2 separate regions of the Homo sapiens genome follow, and region 1 is linked to region 2. The links are chromatin loops, found by intact Hi-C in ENCODE. Cell type or tissue: natural killer cell. All regions are shown on one strand.

Region 1 (8,000 bases), 83 kb after region 2:
GCTCTGCTTCTTTCTACATCAGCCTCACATCTCTTCCTGTTCCTTGAACACAGTCTCCTCCTTTAAATTTATTATTTCTGCCTAGAATACTTTCCTTCTCCTCATACTCATTTAACTTATTTTCTTCAGGTCTAGCTCCATTGCTTTTTATTCCAGGAAAACTTCCCAACCTCCAGAATAGACCAAATATCCTATTATATGCTTAAATCACAGTGTGGAAGTATTGCCTTTGTGATGAAAGTGTCATGATGACTGGATAATTAATTATTGTGTCTTCCACTAAAGTGTAGATAGGAAAGAAAGCATGCCTGTTTTTGCTCACCATTTTTTCCTCATGTCAGGTAAAATGACTGGATTACATTAGGAACTTGCTCTGTATTTGTTGAATGAATGAGTGAATGAATGCATGAACAAATGAGTAACATCTGCCTCTGTAGTTAACTTGTAATCTGTTTCTGTCTTTATATAACCTCTACTGTAGGTAGCCTTAAAAATCTGGAAAATGACTTTATTGATTTAAGTAAATATTAAGTTTTTAAGCTTTTAAAAATCTATTGTAAGTTGATTAACTATGATTATTTTGAAATTTTCTTCATCAAAATTTGAGATGACTTTGGATACATACTGTTTTCAGCTACTCAACAAGTGCCATTGTATTTACTATGTATGAAATCTGGTGTTACTTCCTGCCCATTTCCTAGACTCAGTTGTTCTTTGCAAAATACCCATTTATCAGCAACCAGCCCACCCTCCCTCTGGGAATCAGTGAGAGTGGATCACATCAGTATGTCATAAATACTCCTCCTGTTTTCTTTGAGAGTTTTCTGCTGATGCAAGCGGAAGGCTTGGATGCCAGGCCTGTATGTGATACAGTAGAAATTTCCCCAGATGCCCTGTGGAAAGACAAGCTGCTACCCGGAGTCCTTCCTGGATGTCTGGCTTAGTGTAGTATACCATCAAGGACAACCTGGCTCTGTCTCCTAACAAGCTGCTAGGGCCTTCCCTCTTGCCTACCCTCCTGACAGCCTGGACCTCAGGCTAACAAACCTCTGGGTTGCCACTGTCTCCATTCTGAGCCATCAGAATTGTATATACATTCATCTGCTGATGTCTCTGTATTTCAAGCTGTATGTCTTTACACCTTTATAATACACAGTACAGATTTTGCTGCTTAAAATTCTAGTATTTCCTATAGACACTAAACTCAATTTTAACACAATGAATATGTTAAAACATTATATATGTGTTGGATTAACACATATAATGCAACTCATTTGTTGCTAATCTATCTTGGATTCCTTGGGTAGAATCTGTCTTCTCACCTGTCTGAAATGGAATTGAATCTCCTAACTTCTTACTATTTTTTTAAAGCCACAAATCCCTTTTAAAATGTCCGTTTAAGGCTGCTAAACTCACATTGTTATAGAGTATATTTTATATACTTTTCTTCCTTTTAAAAGATCATATACACTTTTCTCCTGGCCTCTAATTTTGCCAAATATTCTGCCATAACAGCAAGCTCACAGAACACAAGTATTTGCTTAAAGATATTTAAAGCAAATCCCCAAAGAGTTTTCTGTTGCAAATGTATTTTAAGACATAGGCTGAGGAGCTGAGTATTCAAATCCATGAGTTCTGACACTGATGTTTTATTAGGCCTACCCACATGAAAATTAGTGCTTACTTGCACAGTTATCTTATTTAAAAATACATTTGCAAAAAGAGAATAATTTCATTTTCACTGATTCAAAGGTCTATCTTTTCGAGTATTATAAACTTACATAGTACAAAAAGATTGGTAAAAGGGATGAGAAAAATAAAGGGCAATAGTAAGGTGAGTAAGGAAAGCAAAATTAAACTTGGAGACTTGGGTTCTAAATATAGCTTGTCTACATCCTAGCTGCAAGATCTTAGGCAACTCAACTAACCTCTCTGAACATCACAGATAAAATGGGGAATAATAACATTATCTAGCTCAAGGGTATCGTACAAATTATACAATATATGTAAAGTGCAAAGCATAGTTCCTGCACATAGTAAGTGCTCCATAAGTTAAATATAATAATAATCATAGTAAAATAATATTCTTAACTACAATCTTATTAAAAGGTTATTACCTAGAGTTTAAGCTGTGGGGTTATTTCCATTTGCACAAAGTGTGATAGAAATTTGGCTCTGTAGTTCCTAGCAGCCAATGTAAGAGTAAAACAAAAAAGTTTGTAAGTATCAAAAGATTTATTTACTTAAATATAAGAACCCTACAATAATGCTTCCAAACTAGGGTTTGCAGAATTACCACAAGGGCTCTGTCTGTCTAAAAGTCCCCCAAGCATTATCTATTGTTCAAATAAATGAGTTGCACATGTGTGTACTTTTATTTTTAAAGGCATATAGATATTGTATTAATAAAACCAATTCATCTAATTGTATTGTTGAATTTATACTTTTTGCCAGTAAGCATTTTCCTAATAGATGGACTTAACTAAGAACATCAGAATGGTGAAGAGCATTGTGTTAATACAATTCATTGTCTTATTTGTTAAAAAAGTTGAAAAAGTATTGCTGAGAAAAAGGAAACAAGTTAACTTTTGTTAAAGGTATCTCTTGGTTTTCACTGTCCTTTCCCTCATCAGTAGCGCCAAGAACATCTTAAGTCACAGAAACATTAGTTTTTGGAAGCAGGGTTTGCTGTAACTATAGTAGAAATGACATTCTGATTCCACTCCTAGCTTCACAAGGATATCTGTGAAAGATTTGGGGCAAAACTGTTAAGCTGTCTGAAAGTGCTTTTGCATAAGAAATGGGTTTTACTGCTAAAACTGTCATATTGCTGAGTTTTGAATGCCCTAATGGTAAATGATACTGGGTTGCCAAAAATAACCAGATTAGTAGTTTTTTCATTCATTTGGCCGTCTCAGTAAGTCAAATATTGATACTTTCTACTAAGTCATCTTGCCAACACCCATTTTGTTATACTTATGCTGAATCTGTTTGTCATCTCTTAAGTAAGAAAATTATTGATTATTTTGTGGGGATTTAATTTAAAAAAAATGGTAATGGATACTGTAAAGGAGCATTATTTGGATGGTTTAAAAACATCTTCCTTGATGGGAAAATCTTTTAAAAGGCTTTCTAACTTGGTGTAATTACTTGAATTAAGGAAGTGCAATGCCATTCTACTGACTTAGAACAACTTTTTTGACTTCCTGCAAAGAGGACCCTTACAGTATTTTTGGAGAAGTTAGTAAAACCGAATCTGACATCATCACCTAGCAGTTCATGCAGCTAGCAAGTGGTTTGTTCTTAGGGTAACAGAGGAGGAAATTGTTCCTCGTCTGATAAGACAACAGTGGAGAGTATGCATTTATTTATTTACTTTTACATTTTTGATTCGTTTTTACAGAGAAAAACTTCTACAGAGATAACAATTATTTTGCTTTTCAGAAGGACGCATGCTGTTTCTTAGGGACACGGCTGACTTCCAGATATGACCATGTATTTGTGGCTTAAACTCTTGGCATTTGGCTTTGCCTTTCTGGACACAGAAGTATTTGTGACAGGTAAGTACAAGGATATTAATATTTTTTAAATTATTTTTTCTCTTTTGGAGGAATGTTTGAAATAGACATAAAAATAATTTAAATGTGTTGGTAACTGGAAGTGAGAAGCCTGCTGTAAACCATCAAGATTGTTGTCTCAGGGAGACATAGCTAGTTGTGTGACAGAATACATTGTTTCTGTTTACAAAGACATAAATGTTTCGGGACAAAAAATACAATTTTAAAAGGAAAGCAATGTCTATCTGTATCTTTATTTACAACTGTTCAAAGATATTACAAAAGCAACATTATTACTTAACTTCCAAAGTGACAATAACACACATTTATAAAAGCCTGAGAATTTTTTAATGATAAAATAAGTGAGTTTTTATTCTTTTAACAAATTTGATCTTTTAAAAAGTCATAAAACAGCTTTGGTTGTATGTAAGCCACTCCCTCTTTTCAGACCTGAAGTTTGCTTCCTCAAATTTTGAATTTAATTGACATATTTTATTGAATACTTGGGTATATAATAGTTCAAAAATATATTGAGATATTTAGTAAAATATTAACTTTCTGCAATTTTTATCACAGAATGTATTTTAAATCAAGTTTTTAGTTTCTTGTTAATAGTTTTAATACATTTTTGCTTTAGAAATTCTTGTGGAGCCACCGCCCTTCCTGGGTGGTGGGTAAATATTACAGCCTTGATGAGATAGAAATATTTAAACTCTTAAAAATCATGCAAATGCTGTATTCAGTAGGAAAATGCAACTAGTTGGACTTCCAGTGCCTATTAAAGTTTGAAATCTTTGCACATTTATGGTCTATTCAATGGATAGTTCTTGAGCGGCGTCAATATGAATCATGAGTACATTTCAATAGATTATAGAATGTAACTAATAATTAATATTTAATATTTCTCTTTATGATGTAGTATCTAAAAGGACATTGAAAATAAAATTTTTGTAGAAATTCCAAAAAGTATAAAAAGTATTTTAAAACAACTTGCTTATTACAATTCACTTTGAAGTCTTTTTTTGACTTTTACCGTTCTTCTTTCCTCTGAAAGTCAGGGAAGTAGCTACCTCTTGAGCATGTTACATTGACAATTTCTATTTGGAGAGGAAAGAAAGAGGAAAGAAAAACAACATAAGATTTTTGTTGTTGTTGTTGTGGCTGTTTTGCTTTTTATTGCAAAGGTGAATTTTTTAAAAATCTATATATTTGCAGCATTTGTCTTAGTACAGAAAATGTTTATCAAGTTACCATCCCTTTAAAGCTTATGATAATAAAAAGTAAATTATAAAGAATAATAATCTCAATGAAGTGATATATGTATATTATCACAAATCAGAACAGATTTTCATTTAAAATTCCCACTCAGGAAATGTCGAAAAGCATTTTTAAATGAGCATAAAGAAATACTGAGACATTTTGTAAGCCAGAATATTTTTCTTCTCTTCATATTCATTTAACTTCTATTATTTTCTTCAGGTCTAGCTCCATTGCTTTTTATTCCAGGCAAACTTCCCAACCTCCTGAATAGACCAAATATCCTATTATATGCTTAAATCAGAGTGTGAAATATTTCCTTTGTGAATAAAAATTCAACTCATTCTATTACAGGATGTTTTTTTAACCATAAGACACATCTTTGAATTTATAATTGAAATAATATGATGGGGTCTAGAAACCTTTATATCAACTTTGCTGAATGATTTATACCATAGCAAATAAATGGATATACATAAATTTATTTTGAAAACTCAACTTTATCTTCAGTTGCTCACATAAATATTGAGAGCAAACATTTTTCTAAAAGACATTTGTAGACTCCCTGAGATATATGCTTATTTGTGGAAAAACATATACAGATATAATCATTTGTATCTGCAAATATTGTTTATAATCCTTTCAAGTTGCAAGAAACATTTTGTGATTTAATGTATAATTTGGAAAATTCTTAATGCTTTAAATTATTTATTTTTCTTTTTTAGCAACAAATGAGTTGGATTCTATGTTTCATTTTAACGTGTTAAAATTAGTTTAGTGCCTACAGGAAATAATAAACTTTTGGGGAACAAAATTTATATTGTATGCTGTAAAGGCATAAAGAAATAGAGCCAAATGTAGAGAGCCATCAATGGTAACTCTATGCATAATTCAAATATTTTATTTAATATCTAAAATGCACACACGGACAAGGCCAAAGTTAATCTTTGCCACGGCAACAACCAGGCAGGGTTCAGTTTTACTCAAGACTTCCTAATCCTCTTGCTCTGTGCCTCTTTGCCATGGCAACTGGAAGCCAAACTTTGTTTAGAATTTCTAAATAATGTTAGGGGACAATGATGGTTTTAAGAAGGCAGGTGAAGGTGAGTGTTCTCTGGTTCTAATAAAGTTGTAATGCCAGGCAGATCTACCACACTATAGCATGGCAGTTAGGAGTATATGAGTTATGGTATGTGAGGTATATGATGAGTTTTGTTATGAGTCATAACAGTTAAGACTCATTTCCTGGACATAATTCTTCATTTTTCCATCTGTATTAAAAATATATATCTCATGTTATAAACATGGACTGTGCCTTGCACATCACAGACATTCAATGAAAATTATTTAATTGAATTTGGTAAGCAGTCCTATTAAGTTCTAAATACTCCATAATTTAGAGATTTGGGAATGTGATTAGAATTACTTATTAATTTGAAAAAAAATGTCCTACTAAAAACCTGCCTGTGACCTTTATCATTGCTAAAGTTTGAAATGTACTTTGTTACAGGAAAGACTACGGCTAGGGCCTATATTATCTTTTTCTCTTTTGTTCTGTGTAAGTAAGTATAGGGGCAGAGTAGTTAGCTTGAACTTAGTTCTTTCTTTGTTCTGGACTATTTGCTATCCTCTCACCAGTGACAATTAACCAGTATAGAAATATAGATGTTTCTACATTGTTCATATACTTGAACATATATTTCTTTATGTAGATACTCACACATAAACTAGTTATATATTTGTGGGTTATATATACTAGTCAATCTATCTATCTGTCTATCTATCTATCTATCTATCTATCTATCAGTTCTCCATGTTTGTCTATTTGGCGTTCCCATGAACTTCAGACCTTCGCCTGTGTTCTCTTTTCTCCATTTGGTTACGTATCATTGCCTACTATGTGTTGATCACTCTGATTCTCCATCTCTAGACTCATCCCTCAGAAACACGGAACTTACTACCTTTCCTAAATCCAGACATTAACATGCTCCCCAAGTCCTGAAATTTTGCTTTGTAATAATCTCTAATAACTTCTTGCTTTGACACCTCCATTGCCATCATCTTAATTCATGGCTTTATTATTTCTCACCTGTAAAATTGTAATAGTTTTTTTAATCAGTCTGAAGTCTCATCCTTTTTTTAATGTAATCTACAGCTTAAAAAGTAAAATAAAAAGTGAAGGGTTACTGATTTCTTCTCATTGCCTTTGGTATAAATTCTAATCTTTTTTGCCAGAGAAACTGGTTCCACTAATGATCTGGGGGCTAGGCCTGGAGCTGGGAAGGGATCTTTTTTCTTTTCTTTCTTTCTTCCTTTCTTTCTTTCTTTCTTTCTTTCTTTCTTTCTTTCTTTCTTTCTTTCTTTCTTTCTTTCTTTTTTCTTTCTTTTTCTTCTATGATTGATTAAAAGAAAACAAACAGGAGGTAGTTTTAACACCCACCTCTATACTTTCTCAAGGTGTTTAAGGTTCTGGGCAAATCCTACTTCTTCTATTATGTTCTCTTATGTCACTTTTGCCACAAAATATTTCCATTGAATTGCACACTTTTTATCACCTTTTCTTGGCATTTTTCAAGTCATTTCAATCTGCTCTTTTTTGTGATGATGATTGATGATGATGATGACATGTGAATTAGTGGATTTCTTGACATTGTAACCTACATGAAATCAGGTATAGGAGACACAAAAGGCATAAACTCATAGTTCCCATACCTAATTTTTCACCAGACACTGAATAAATCATAGATTAAAAAAATAAAACTGCATATTGTAGTGACAAAGGAAAGGAAAATTTTCAAAGAGGGAAGTCAAAAAGAGGGAGAATATGAGATAAAAAAATTAACCAGAGGCGAAGTGGGAGGATGAAGACAGCAGGACTATTTTGTCCAGATTAAATTAAGTTGATTTTGGATCTAGATGTTTACAGTCTTGCCTTTTTGTTTTTGTTTGTTTGTTTGTTTGTTTTTTCTTTGCTCCCTTTCTTACTCTCCTTATCTCACCTCTCGTCTGGAAAGAGCCTCCTGACTTCCTAAAAGTTCATAGTTTGAGAATGTTTTTCCTAAATTTTCTTTGATCTGCTCTTTGGACATTCTAGGTAATGTAATTTGGAGGGTCAATTTTATTTTTCAGATACACATACCCATAGGAGAAAAAGCAAGGAATGGGAGGGAAATACAAATGTAGCGG
Region 2 (8,000 bases):
AATAAACATAGGACAGTTTAATTTCATGACCGTTGGAGCCATTATCAAACAGTTCCTTAATAGCCCTTGATTTTGAGACTGAGGATGAGGTGGAATGAAAGTGCATAACTATAAGAGTTTTAGAATCAAACAATTCTATTTCTTGCATGGGCAAATTGTGCAGCCTTTCCGGGGCTCATCTTCTTATCTGTAAACTGGGTAGTGTGATATCTAAACTACAGAGTGATTGTAAACTTTTAATTTAAATGCAGTGATATACAAAAAGTAGTTAAGTGTCTATCACAATGTAAGCACCACATTTATTCATTCTTTCAACAGGTATTTATTACAACACAACAGGCACTGTTCTAAGTGTTAAGAATGTAACAGAGAATGAGGTCCTTATCATAATTGTAACATAAAGAGTCTTCAGATAAAACTACCTGCCCTTATTCTTCTGTCTCCAATTACCAGGAGGCCAATTTCTGGGGCTGCTGTTAGGGACCAGTAAACACCTATCTAATGTAAAGTGTCGGGACTGCAGGTGACTCTGTCCATTTATCTGAAATCTGAGGGATTAATGAAAACAGTGTGGTCTTGAGCCTGACTTGAGAATGTGAGTTCATGCTTTAGAAGTCTCCCTGTGAACCCTGAGCTTCCACTGTTGAAAAGCCTTCCTGATTCCAAAAAGCTTCTACACTATTCTACCAGAAATTCCTAGCTTTGGTTTCAGCAAGGAAATTCTTATAAAAATTTAACTTTGCCATTTCTACAATCTGCCATTTTTCTTAGAATTTAGATTTATTAAAGGAAGCTAAATATTTATTTGCTAAATGAAAACAGACTTCTTGACTGTGGTATATGTATCAGTGGTTTTGCTTTCACAACCCTTAGTTCCTTTGTAAATTCTGGGTCTGTTACCAGAATGGACCTTAATTTCTTTTTAATTTTTTTTTCAACTGTGATCCCAGCAGGGACAAGGAAGCAAACTGAAACACATGATAACCTTCATCACTCAATCTGGAAAATTCAATAAGCCCAAGTTAAAAAGCTAAGAACCTAAAAAAACCCAACAAGTCCTCTAAACTAACATGTTAGAAAAAGTAGCAGGCCTAAAGGCAAGATGGTCCTATTCTTTATTTCTTTTCATATCTTTCCTGGATTTCTTATTCATATGAGTCTATCTGGAGGGCTATCTCTGAATATTTTCTTCTTGCAGAGATTTTTCTTTCTCAATTTCAAGGAAAGAAGAGCTGTAAGAAGAAATGGTCACAGGCAGAAAAGAGAGAGGTTGCATTAAAAAATGTGATCAAAGGCAGATTCTGATTTTCTAGCTCAATTAGAAAGTTTAAGTTTGGTAACTTTGAAAGACTAATGAAGTCTAAGTTGAATAGCAGAAATAATATTATTTGCTAGGGAGCTTTGTGTCTCTATGGATTAATGATTTCATTCGATGTGTAATACAGGATTCGAGATTGCCAGAGGTTGAACATCAACAAAAGGGATTTTTTCCCCTTTCCTCCTGGGGATTCTCTTCTGTTCTGTTCTCTTCCTTTCTCTCTTTCTTTCTTTTATGAGATTCAGCTCTAGGGTGAGAGATATCCTGAGTCTTGACTGTTCTTTGATTGAAAGGAACCTGAAGAAGCTTCTTTCTTTCCTCCCTCCCTTCCTCCTTTCTTTCCTCTTTTCTTTCCTCCTTCCTTTCCTCCTTCCCTCCCTCCCTCCCTTCCTTCCTTCCTTCCTTCCTTCCTTCCTTCCTTCCTTCCTTCCTTCTTTTTTTCTTGAGGAAGTTTCGCTGTTGTTACCCAGGCTCAAGTGCAGTAGTGTGATCTTGGCTCACTGCAACCTCCACCTCCCGGGTTCAAGCAATTCTCCTGCCTCAGCCTCCCAAGTTGCTGGGATTACAGCTGCCCACCACCATGCCTAGTTAATTTTTGTATTTTTACTAGAGACAGGGTTTCACCTTGTTGGCCAGGCTGGTCTCGAACTCCTGACCTCAGGTGATCCGCTCACCTCGTCCTCCCAAAGTGCTGGGATTACAGGTGTGAGCCACTGCCCCCAGCCGGAATTTCTTTCTTATTCAAGAAAATCTGGTTGATTGTAAGACCAGTTGGATATCTGAATCCGCCCCCCAAGTTAGGCCTAATAAATGCTAGTGCAATTGGAATGCTAGACCATGCATAGAAAATCATCGGAATTATTAGGCAGTGAGTACATATTTCTCTCTAAACAATTTGAGAGACAGGTTTGTTCATTTGAACTTAGGCTGCAGATGTGCTAATATTATGGCTGACATCTGACAGATGAAAAGATAGTCACTCCCAAATGGAAGGCACAGAGGGAAAGAAGTAAATGACCACGTGTCACTGCCAGTCACTGTTCTGGGAACTATGTGCTCACTGTTTCCTTAGCACTTCAAAACAACTGTATTAGGCGATTATAATTCCATTTTTTTGGTTAAAGAATTAACATTCAAATAAGTTAGGTAATTTTCTGAAGGTCATACAGCCTTTTAAAAAGTGACACTGAAGGAATTTGATTGCAGGTCTGTCTGACCCAGAGTTAGGTTCATTCCTTTCCCTGCTAACACCTTCTCAGCATATATATATATATATATATATACACACACACATATATTCCAAGATATATATATATTCCAAGATATATATATATATGCCAAGATATATATATATATTCCAATATATATATATTCCAAGATATAGATATTCCAAGATATAGATATATATATTCCAAGCATATATATGATGTTTTATATATAATGTATAAATAACACATGTTTTATATATACAATGTGTGTATACATATATAATATATGTTATATATTATATATGTATACATGTTATATATGTATATACTATATATATAAAATAGATATATATATCTCCCTGTATACACTATCTTAGTTTCCTTCAAGATCATGAGTATGTTTTGTATGTGGACTACATTTTACAGATTAAATGATGCAGGGAACCACAGAATTGAAGCTAAATGATTTAGGAAAGCAAATTCAAAGTTAAGTCAGAGAACCTTGAGTACCAAATCTAGGGAAACTCATCCAATTGAAGCTAAAATGAAACTGAAATTGGAGATCTGCAGCTTAAACAAAACAAATTTGCCTTTCCAAGGACCAACATAACTAAAGAAAAAATCTTTGTCTTTGGATGAGGCAGGATAAACCATCCAAAATGGAGTAAGACTCAAAGAGCTAGGATTAGTAGAAGGAAAAAAACGATTTAAAAAATAGTTCATAAAAAGATTGAGCAATCTATACACTGGTTGTACCTGTTCCTGAATTTAAATTAGATGTTTTAAAATTAGCCAATCTCATGTGCTGTGCTGTGGTGGACAAGGAACTGGAATTGTAGATAGCAGAAATTGCTAGAGGAGTATAAGCAAAAATGCCTGTGGATTCAAGACAATGGTCTTTGGGAGAGAACCCCAATAGCTTGGATAGTGGCATTGGTAAATTACTCAGAGAAACATTACTAAAATTTGGTTAGGGGATCATCAGTTGTCCCTTTGTCAAATCACACCCCCAGAGCTGGATGGAAAATAAACTTATGTTTATTAATGTGTTTTATTGGAAGTGAAGATGGGATGGGAAGATGGAGGCAGGAGAGGGAAACTGGAATTATTCAAGAGGAACTTTTTCTGGCTTAAATTGGCCTTCCCAATACATTTACCTGTTCCAAAGCCGACCATGTGAAAACAAAGGGCACAGTCAAAACTGTCCAGAGTCATGCAGAAATGTTCAGAGATGCAAGGGGTGTGGTTGCCTATGTTAATGGTATTTAGGGCTTCCTGTCAGCTTAAGAAAAAGGAAGTGCAGAAGTGAGAATGTGTGTGTGCTAGTGTGTGAGTTTCTCACTGTATGTGTGAGTTTTGTTGTGTGTTTCCGGGAGAGGGAAGGGAGGCTGGGGGGAGGGTGCAGACATGAAGGAAGTGCAGTAGATGTGGCAGTTTGGTCTATCTTGGAATCAGTTTGTGATGCTTCCGTGGTGCTGAATATCGCTCTCCATTTCTTCAGGTCTGGGAATGATTGTCTTTAATTACCTGTTTGGTTTTACTCTCGTATTTCTGGGATACCACATCTGTTTTTAATTTTCTCTCAATTACAAAAGCAATATATATTGAATGAAGAAAATTTGGAAAATATAGAAGACAGGGAAAATAAAATAAAACTGGCTCATAATTCTGTCATCCTGCAATAACGACTATTAACATTTTGTTGTGTATCCTTCCAAGTATTACTGAGATTTACAAAACTGGGCTATTACTCCACCTATTGCTTTATATCGTGTTCTTTTCCCTGGACTTTTATCTCTGTTTTCTTTCTGTGCCAAACCCTCAAATATTCTTTGTACTTTAGTGTCTCACTCGGGCAATTCTCCACCTTCATGTTACTCCCTGTCCATTGCCTTCAACCCATGTTCTGTCCCAGTGACTTCCTCCATGTCTTTCTTTAGAGTCCATGATTCTTCCATAAAAATCCCTTCTTTGCTTTATACATTCAAAGCCCTTTTTGTAATCACCCTGATAAACCTCAACCTTCATAAAATCTAACTACCTTTCTTTTCCATGTTAACCACATTGCTGGAGAAAACCATGCAACTGTGCTGACTCCTCAAAATGCTATTCCTCAAACATAATGTCCCCATAAGAAATGAAGTGTGCTTCTACCTCCAGGCCTCTTAGTGTTCCCTCTGCCCAGACTTCTCTTTCTTGAGCTGTCTTCTGAGGCTTATTCCTCTACATTCAGGTTTTTCCTCAAATGTTATCACTCAACTCAGCACAAACACCTATCAGTGGCCTCAGTGCACTCTATTGAAGTGATCGAATCACTGCAGTCTCCTTTATTTCAGCACGTAGACTCCTTGAAGAGAAGAGTCATACTTAGTGAAGTCTTGTCACAGAGTCAGTGCTCAATAAATGTCTGCTAAATAAAATAATAAATGGAAAAAATCCACTTTTTTCTTCTTCTTCAGGTGGCAAAGGAATTTCAGCCACATTATCATATTTGATTCTTTCAAAAAACCCGCGATATTGATTTGATGACAGTATTTTGGATATTATATATGTGTGTGTATATATATATGTGTGTATATATATGTGTATATATGTGTGTATATATATGTGTGTATATATTTGTGTATATGTGTGTATATATAAGTGTGTATATATATGTGCATATATATGTGTATATATGTGCATATATATGTGTGTATATATGCGTGTATATATATGTGTGTGTATATATATATACACACACACATTTTTAACAGGACTTCAAGTTCACAACACTAGCAAGGGGGAAAGATCAAGCTTGGTGTTACTTTCACTCTACCACACGTCTCATACTTCTGTATCAAAGTAGTCCTAAAAACAGAAAAAACTGTCTAGCCTGGATGCTATGTATTGCTGTAGCTGAATACATTCTGCTGAAGCATGACATTTATATTAAGTGTCCAAAATTCATTTATCTCACTATTATCTTTAACTTGGTACAAATTAGTGTACTATTATCCTGTTACATGTTTGCTGCAATATTATCTGTTTTATAACTTACAAATTAAATTAAATTTTTTGACTCTTTTCCTCCTTCAAGAAAAGATGCCACTCCAAAGGATGCCTCCTATTCATCCCATGACTTCCCAGAACTTCTTGCATACGTTAAATGTCTCCAGACATCTGTATAAACCCAATCTGGGAAATAACATGCTTTACCACACAGTCTTTCCCCATTGTGGATTAAAGGCAGGACTTGATAATGTTGCTATTTGTATGTCAGTGAGTATAATGAGAAACACCAACTCAGTTAAATGGCATATACTTCCAATGCAAAATTGTTGATCAATATCCTGGCTCAAAGGGTTATCAGAGATGTATGATATCTGGACATGTTTTTGAGACATTTTACAACATAGATGTAAAGAAACTCTTCTTGACTCTCCTAGATATATAGCCAGACTTCACTCTTCCCTCATCTGAACAACTAATGAACCTCATGTGGATAACTATAAAATTTATTGCAAATATTTGGAAGATATAATGTCCCCAAGAGAGAAAAAAATTAATAAAAGCTTATATATCTGGAATGAAAAAAACATAACTAGGGAAGACAAAGTTTCATGTTACTTGATTCCTAGATACACCTGCTCAACCTTACAGAGTTCTGAGTCATAATAGAGGGATAAAAAATGCAATATGAGAAATACCAATGCATATTTTGATTGGACTACCAAGAGATTTTCATTTCACAAAGTAGAATGGAACAGAAAATCTTCAATGATTTATGACAGATTATTTATAGTGGATAGAATTCTCAAAAATCTGGCTTTCTGCTTTATAAAATTATCTCCAAATGCAATAAGTGCTCTACTTCCTATTGCTACTTATAATAGCCTTTTTGATTAATGCTTTCTTCTATCACCAAAATATATAAATAACCTATTTGGATTTATTTATAAAAAATTATAAAATAGCAAGAATACTGTATTCTTGTGAGGACATAAAATACATGAAGCAGGAAAGAAAGCTCTAAAGATACAATTCAGAAATGGAATATATAATTGAGTTCCTTGTAATAGTCATTTTAGCTTAACTATTTTTTGTTTTCTTGGATTTTGATATTTAAAACACGGATCTCTCTCTGCTGGTGACATTGCACACACTGCAAAATTGCCAAGGTGTAGAGAATTCCAAAATTATAGAATACAATAAAAATTTAAATCCATAAACCAAATGTTTGAAATCTAAGAAATCCCAATCTGGGACTCTACCTCTTTTTAGCTTGTGATACACACATAGGGAGATTCAGGAGTTCAAGCAAGGATTTTTAAATCAGAATTGTCCTCTAGAATAAAGCCATATTCTAAGCATTCTGACCTGAGGGGCTCTAAATTTATAGGTGTCTTTCAAAATACTGATTGTATAGCAAAATATACAAATACACAGACTCCAGAGAGGAAACAGCATTTACTCCCTTCCTCCAGTATCAGCTTCCTTACACCACCCTCCTACGATGGTGGCTGCAAGCCAATTCCTGTGGCAAGACATTTAAAAACAACTGTGTGGCTCCATATTGATTGGCAACACGCAATTTGGCTCCATAAAGTCTGCAAAATGAATCATGATCCAATGCTGTTACCTGCTTGACTTCAATGTATCTTCTCTTACCACAGGAAAAGCAATTTAATAACAGGCAATTTACAGTCCTGATTATAATGGGCCAGTGAGGTTCAGTTCTAGATGCACTGGCAAAACTCAGCCAACAGATTTGGTGGTCTTATTTATTTATTTAATTATTTATTTTATAAAGTTAGCTTTTAATGGCCCATTTGTGATTGAATCCAGAATTACATAGTCTATATAATACTGACCTATGGTATACCTAGGAGCCCTGAATTTTTGCCAAGAATTCCTGGCTGTGTCTATAAGACAACAACATGTCCAGATGAAAAATGTAACATGCTAGCTATTTTGTCTGTATAAGAATTATAGTGTTAATTGTTTTTAAGTGAACCTGTCAATTTAACACAAACAGGGAGTGAACATAGATACAAGCTCCAAGTGTGTGGTGTGCCTTTTTATACAAGTTCTTTTGGAAAAAAATTACTTGTTTGTGTTAACTTGCAAGAATTACATTAGAGAATAATATCCATCTCACTTGAAATTAAATTATTGAATTTGTTGGAATAAGTAGACTTACTAATGATTATTGTAGTATGGCTCATGATAATTGAAAATATCAATTTATAAATTGTCATTTAACATTAGGCTTTTACTACTATTTTAGCTTATTATGTTCATATATTTCTATTGAATTCAGACTGTGACTGACTTTCTTGTTGTTGGAAGATATTGGAGGGAAGAGATTACCTTTTTATTCTGTGTGTTGGGGGGCTTTGAAAGAAATTAGAATCATTTAAAGCAATTTTGTTTCTTTATTTTGATAATGTTTTTATCCTAGTCAAAGGCACAATGACTATTTCTGAATCAGT

Evidence for each region. A loop is a pair of places that touch in the nucleus more often than their neighbours do. Peaks named below come from ENCODE experiments on the same cell type or tissue, not always from the same donor. Only the 100,000 strongest peaks of a DNase experiment are listed, where the experiment ranks them.
Region 1: it touches region 2 in a loop (2.7-fold over the local background); 5 of 110 quality-filtered maps call a loop at or near these places.

What each region holds. Positions count from the first base shown.
Region 1 is chr1:198,635,782-198,643,781 of GRCh38, forward strand. It overlaps PTPRC (protein tyrosine phosphatase receptor type C), which reads left to right and starts at 3,259. Exons shown (of 33, transcript NM_002838.5): 1 at 3,259-3,356; 2 at 3,445-3,560. The coding sequence starts at 3,488. In natural killer cell, no CTCF peak of the experiment used is centred here; DNase peaks (open chromatin) are centred at 850, 2,786, 3,270 and 5,890; H3K4me3 peaks cover 5,618 bases; H3K27ac peaks cover 7,323 bases.
Region 2 is chr1:198,553,261-198,561,260 of GRCh38, forward strand. No RefSeq gene overlaps it. Among named protein-coding and RNA genes, the nearest start is that of ATP6V1G3, 17 kb to the left of the region's middle. In natural killer cell, no CTCF peak of the experiment used is centred here; DNase peaks (open chromatin) are centred at 3,891 and 5,351; H3K27ac peaks cover 5,471 bases.